Linked DNA regions of Homo sapiens: region 2 is linked to region 1. The links are chromatin loops, found by intact Hi-C in ENCODE. Cell type or tissue: gastrocnemius medialis. All regions are shown on one strand. Each heading gives the region's core, and the rest is flanking DNA. Links, peaks and the distances in the headings are about the cores only. Region 1 overlaps ARHGAP10 (Rho GTPase activating protein 10). Region 2 has its middle 3.1 kb from the start of NR3C2.

Region 1 (2,903 bases), core at 298-2,797:
TTTAGAGTGTATCCAACGTCCAGACAGATCTAACCCTAAGGAAAGGATTGCCAGCCAAGATTTCACTAGCACCCTAAGCCAGTAGCTCTGATTTCAGCCTGCTTCAGAATCACCTGGAGAGTTTCATGAAAGACCAGCTGACAGAGTTTCTGACTCAGTAGAGTTCTGGGGTGGGCCTGAGAATGTGCATTTCTTGCACGTTCCTAAAGTGATGCTGGACCAGGGACCATACTTTGATGACAAGTGCCCTAGGGCATACTAAAGAAAGAATAGCATATTTGCTCCTAAAAGGTGGAATGCATTTAACTCATTTTAACCATCATACATTCTTTTAGTAATACTCTGAAACACTTTTTAAAAAATATTTAGGTAAGTGCAAAAGTTAACTGTGGTTTCAACTGGGTGCGGTGGCTCACATCTGTAATCCCAACACTTTGGCAGACCAATTCGCACAGATCACGTGAGATCACGAGTTCGAGCCCAGCCTGGCCAACAAGGTGAAACCCCGTCTCTACTAAAAATACAAAAATTAGCTGGGTGTGGTAGCAAGTGCCTATAGTCCCAGCTGCTCAAGAGGCTGAAGCAGGATAATCACTTGAACATGAGAGGCAGAGGTTGCAGTGAGCCAAGATCCCACCACTGCACTTCAGCCTGGGAGACAAAGCAAGGCTCCCCCCATCAAAAAAAAAAAAAAAAAAAAAAAGGAATTGTGGTTTTGACCATTTAAAAAAAAAGTGGCAAAAACCGCAATTACTTTTGTACCAACCTAATAGTTTGGAACAAAAATCCGTGTCAAAAGTCCAAAAACTTATGGAGGAGATTTGAGAGCATGAAAGGATGATGAGAAGGGGGTGCAGTAAAGCACAGGCCAGGGCTGAGAGAGCAGGCATCACGTCTTGCCTGTGACCGACCATCTAAATGCTAACAAAAGCCTTTGGTATGCAGCAGCTTAGTACCTTCCCTATAGGGGCAAAAGGTCAGGGCAGGTCACCCAGGAAGTGATCCCTGGCCTGGTATTTTCACAAGGGTAAAGTCTGTGGTAGAGAAAAACAACAGAAAAAGAAAAGGGTCTCAAAAGCCTGAAGAGTCTGCATAGGCAAAGGGCTTTCCTGCCCAAATGGGGAAAGGGGTGCAGCCGTGGACAAGACACTTCCTCACATCTCCTTAGCAGCCCAGTCTGCCCCCAGCACCCCCAGGATGAGAGGGAGGCGGAACAGCTCCATCTCAGGCACCTTTTGTGCACCATCAGGCAAGCTCCACCTTCTCTCTCCTGGCACTCCCGCTTCCCCGCAGTTTTCCTGAACCTCTGGGTCTCAACCAATTGCCCTTATTTGCCAGAATCCTGAGAAACTGGGCAACCATTTTAGGCTAGGGATGAAACTCAATGATCTGATAAAAGAATACATGTAGAGAAGTAAACGCAATATGAAGGGCTTTTAAAAGAACAACATAAACACTACAGCACTATTTTAAAAGTCCTTAGATTCCTGGACAGCTGCCCACCTCAGATAAGTACAACATGTCCTGCCATGCCAGAGAGAACATCTCTGGAATTCTGGCAGCAACACACCACACAGCCCTTTCCTCTGAGAACACGCGCAGAAGTGAGTAGAGCAGTTGCAGCCACTAACTGTATCAGATCTGACTCCCCAGGTTGAGTTCTTCACCTCCAGAGTCAAGGGTGGCAACATGATCAGCAAAAACTACTCACTCAAAAACACTGTCCTGGCCGGGCGCGGTGGCTCACATCTGTAATCCCAGCACTTTCAGAGATCGAGGCGGGTGGATCACCCGAGGTCAGGAGTTTGAGACCAGCCTGCCCAACATGGTGAAACCTCATGTCTACTAAAAATACAACAAATTGGCTGGGCGCGGTGGCTCACACCTGTAATCCCAGCACGATGGGGGGGTCGAGGCAGGAAGATCACAAGGTCAGGAGATCGAGACCAACCTGGCTACCACGGTGAAACCCTGTCTCTACTAAAAATACAAAAAAAATTAGCCGGACATAGTGGCACCCGCGTGTAGTTCCAGCTACTCGGGAGGCTGAGGCAGGAGAATCGCTTGAACCCAGGAGGCAGGGGTGCAGTGAGCTGAGATCACACCACTGCACTCCAGCCTGGGCAACAGAGCAAGACTCCATCTCAAAAAAAAAAAAAATACAAAAAAATTAGCCAGGCATGGTGGCAGGTGCCTGTAATCCCAGCTACTGGGGAGGCTGAGGCAGGAAAATCGCTTGAACCTGGGAGCCAGAAGTTGCAGCTGAGCTGAGATCATGCCACTGTACTCCAGCCTGGGCAACAAGAACGAAACTCCATCTCAAAAAAAAAAAAAACTATCTTGACTTTTTAAAGGGTGAGGCATGTGTATTCATAGAAATTACACTTCTTTGAGTGTGGAGGGAAACACTGACTTTTTTTCTTAGACTGGCAATTGCTCTACTTCTCTCTCCAACAATTCACTTTAGTAGGAACAAAGCTGGACATTGTAGGGGGGAAAGGAAGGGGCTATGCAAACATATCCTTCCCTCTTTTCGAAATTTCAACAGTTTCCCCTCAAGGAGGAAACCAGACATAGCTAAGGCTCATCCTTCAACTCAGCCCAGATATCACCTCTCCAAGATGCCTTCCCTGAATTTCTCAATCACTTGATTACCACGAAGCATGTTGGAAATTACATGCCTTCTTTCAGCCATCTCCTCCAATGGATGAATCACTACTTATGTCTTTATCTTTATAGCATGTGGCACAGTGCTTGGCATGTGGCAGGCACACACTATTTGTTGAACTGTATACTTAATACAGCCTATTTAAGCATAGAGATGAGGCGTATGAACTTATATAACTGGTGGCTCAAAACCAACAGGGATTGCTGAGCATACACACAGATGACTTTATCCCTTA
Region 2 (2,903 bases), core at 130-2,629, 620 kb before region 1:
GTGTGTGTATGTGTGTGTGTGTGTGTGTATGTATAAAATGGACAAAAGAAACACAGGAAGAAACCTTATAAATTTCTAAAATGTTGCAGTTATAATAACCCCACTGTACACCCTAATTTGATCAAATTGTCCTTAATTGAAATCATTGATTAAAATAGTGGTGGGAGTACCTAGCTTAAGAATTGTTATAGAAAATCATTTTGTAAAGGAGGAAACAATAATCAATGCCCAATTTGTAAGTTTTGGAAACAATTTACATTATATAGGTTACCTTAAGTGGGGGGGTTCTTTTTATCCAACATTGTGTTATGAAAAATTTCAAACACACAAAAAAGCTGAAGGAACTTTACAGTGAACACCTGTATACTTAGCACTTATATTCTACTATTAATATTGCATTATCAACATGTTTTATCACATATCTATCCATCCTTCTGTCCATTTTATCAATCCACCAATGTTGCTGCATTTTATTTTTGATGCACGCACTTCCAAATTAGTTTGCAGACATCAGTACACTTCCAAATGGTTCTTTTTAAAACTCACTGAATGTTATTTTTCAAAATATCTGATACGTAAATATTTTCTTGATCACCATCTTAAGATATACCTTAAGAATGCAGTAAATATGAACCTAGAAGCCTTTCCTACAAATAAGAAAAGCCAAAAGGTTGTTTTACTAGAGGCCAAATTGTTACCTTGAGCCAGCTAAGAACCGAGTCGTGCCAAAACTGTGTAGGTGATGGAGGCAATGGGAAGCTCGCTGTCAGGACAGTGGGAATGTGGAAGGAGAAAGGCAGTGATTGTTTTAACAGGGCACCTCGGTGTTTAACACGGGTCTATGTGGGAAGGGATTAGCAACTTTCACAGCTATTTAGGAATAAAACGGGAAAGAACCCAAAGAAGGGCGGGGGTGGAAGGGGGCAATAGAGCCTGCAGAAAAAGGAGTGTTAAGCCAGAAAAGGGGTGTGTGTGTGGTCAGTTGGTGGGGTTTAACTGAGTCAAAAGGGACCACAGCAGGGGAGCCGGTTAACTGGTAGTGACACTCACACTTCTCCCCCCTCCCAAACCCCCAATCTTCCATCTAAGGGTGTGTGTAACGGTGCGGGGGAAGAGTCTGGGGCAGAAGCGTACCTCGCACACGCGCGTGAACACGCGCGCACACACATGCACACGCATACATATCTCCTGACGTGGTGATCTCCGTGGCCGGGGTGGGGGCGTGGGACTCCGGGGAGGCTCCGCAGAGGGGCAGCGGGCGCGGGAGAATCCCGGGATCCGGGTTCACCCATCCATCCTCTGTCCCCTGCCGCGTGCCCGCGCGCCGCCGGCCGCCCGCCTGCCGGGCCCAGTCGCCCCCCTTTCACTTTCGCGTCTGCGTAGGTGTCTGCCCGAGCGGGCACGAGGGCGCGGGGGCGCGCCAGGAGACGCGGGGGCGCGCGGCGCGCCGCGAGCGGAGGAGGAGGGGTCCCGGCTCTCGGCCCCTTCCTCGGCTTGCCCCGCCGAGCCGCCTCCGCGGGCGTCTGAGCCGCCGTCAGAGCGAGGGGACCGGTCGCGACCGCAGCGCCCCAGCCAGCTCCCCGCACGCCTCCGCGCACAGACGCCCGCTCCCTCCTCGGCGCCCCCCCACGGCGGGGGTGGGGCAGAGGCGCGGCGAGCCCGAGAGGGGCGGGGAGAGGAGCAGCCTGGCGGGGTGGGCAGCCGAGGAGCAGGAAAAGAAAACTTTTCCCTCCCGCCCCCCGCGCGAGGTCCCCAGCCCTCGCCTCCCCCCGCAGGTGGGAACTGCACCTGAAGCCGGGCGCGAGGTCAGGGCCGGACTTTGGAGGGCTGCGGGCAGGGCTGAAGGGGGTGCGTGCATTTGGGCTCAGTTTTCCTTTGGCCTCCAGGTTGTCAGTGGCCGTAGTGGGAGGGCGGCTGCCGGCGCCCCTGCCCGTTTCCCACCCGCGGGTGGCCGGACGCGGTGCCGCCTCCTCCCGCTCGTGAGGGCGTGACCCGGGGAGGGGGGCGCAGGCTCCCCCTGCGACCGCCCCCTCACACACGCGCTCGGCCGCCGGAGCTGTCACCGGCCACCCAGGGCCCGGGGAGGGGGCGCGGAGAGTGGCGCTGCGGAGCGGCGGGCGCGGGATCCTCCTGCCGGACTTCCCGGCTCCCAGGGACGCCGCTGTCAACGCCGAGCGGACGCGCAGCCCCGGGAGAGGGGCCCGCCAGAGGCCCGGCCGCCGCCGCTGGGGGCGGGCGGGTGCCCGCGTCCCCCTCTGCGCGATTTGGCGCCGCTGCCTCGCCGCCTCTTGTAGGGTAACAGCACTATTGCTCTACCCACCGTCAGCAGGGCGACTGCCACTGCCGGGATTATCATCCTCTCCATCCTCACCGCCGATCAGCCAATATTGGACTTGCTGGTGGCGGCGGCAGCAGCGGCGGCGGGAGTCTAGCCGTTCCCCTTCCCCCGCCCCAGCCTCCCCACCATGTCCTAGAAAAGGTGAGTGCAGCGACAGTCACTTTGCGCTGACAGCGGCGAGAGGGGGTCCGGAGAGCGCAGGGGCGGCCCCGGGCAAGGCAGGTTGCGCGCCCAGGGCAGAGGGCGCGGGTTGGCGAGCGGAGGTGGGATGCGGGCAGGAGACGAGTTGCCCGCTGGCGGCCCTGGGGCAAGGGTGCTGGGTGGCGGGCGAGTGATCGCGGCGGCTGCCCCTGCACGGTTCTAACCTAGATTTTGCAAGAAGCTGAGATCCAGGGCAAGACCGGCCCTCCTCAAAGGAGATAAAAACTTAGTAAAAGAGACACGTCCATTCCTTTAATAATGAATAATTCGGCAACGCTTGCGGAGCCGCCGCCGCCTCGCGTGCCCAGGCTCTAGGTCCGGGACTCCCCTTGCTCCCGCCCGCCGCCCGCGCTCTGCCGACGTG

The links. Peaks named below come from ENCODE experiments on the same cell type or tissue, not always from the same donor. Only the 100,000 strongest peaks of a DNase experiment are listed, where the experiment ranks them.
Region 2: a loop joins it to region 1, with 5 times the contacts of the local background. A loop is called at or near these places in 2 of 110 quality-filtered maps.

Annotation. Positions count from the first base shown.
Region 1 is chr4:147,828,313-147,831,215 of GRCh38, reverse strand. All of the region lies in intron 3 of ARHGAP10 (Rho GTPase activating protein 10), which reads right to left. Among named protein-coding and RNA genes, the nearest start is that of MIR4799, 47 kb to the right of the region's middle. In gastrocnemius medialis, for the core only: no CTCF peak of the experiment used is centred there; DNase peaks (open chromatin) are centred at 918, 1,195, 1,585 and 2,745; H3K27ac peaks cover 2,500 bases.
Region 2 is chr4:148,444,102-148,447,004 of GRCh38, reverse strand. It overlaps a transcript of NR3C2 not described here. Among named protein-coding and RNA genes, the nearest start is that of NR3C2, 3.1 kb to the right of the region's middle. RefSeq lists silencers at 1,258-1,397, 2,158-2,207 and an enhancer at 2,368-2,457. In gastrocnemius medialis, for the core only: a CTCF peak has its summit at 1,635; DNase peaks (open chromatin) are centred at 1,334, 1,664 and 2,414; H3K4me3 peaks cover 1,896 bases; H3K27ac peaks cover 2,133 bases.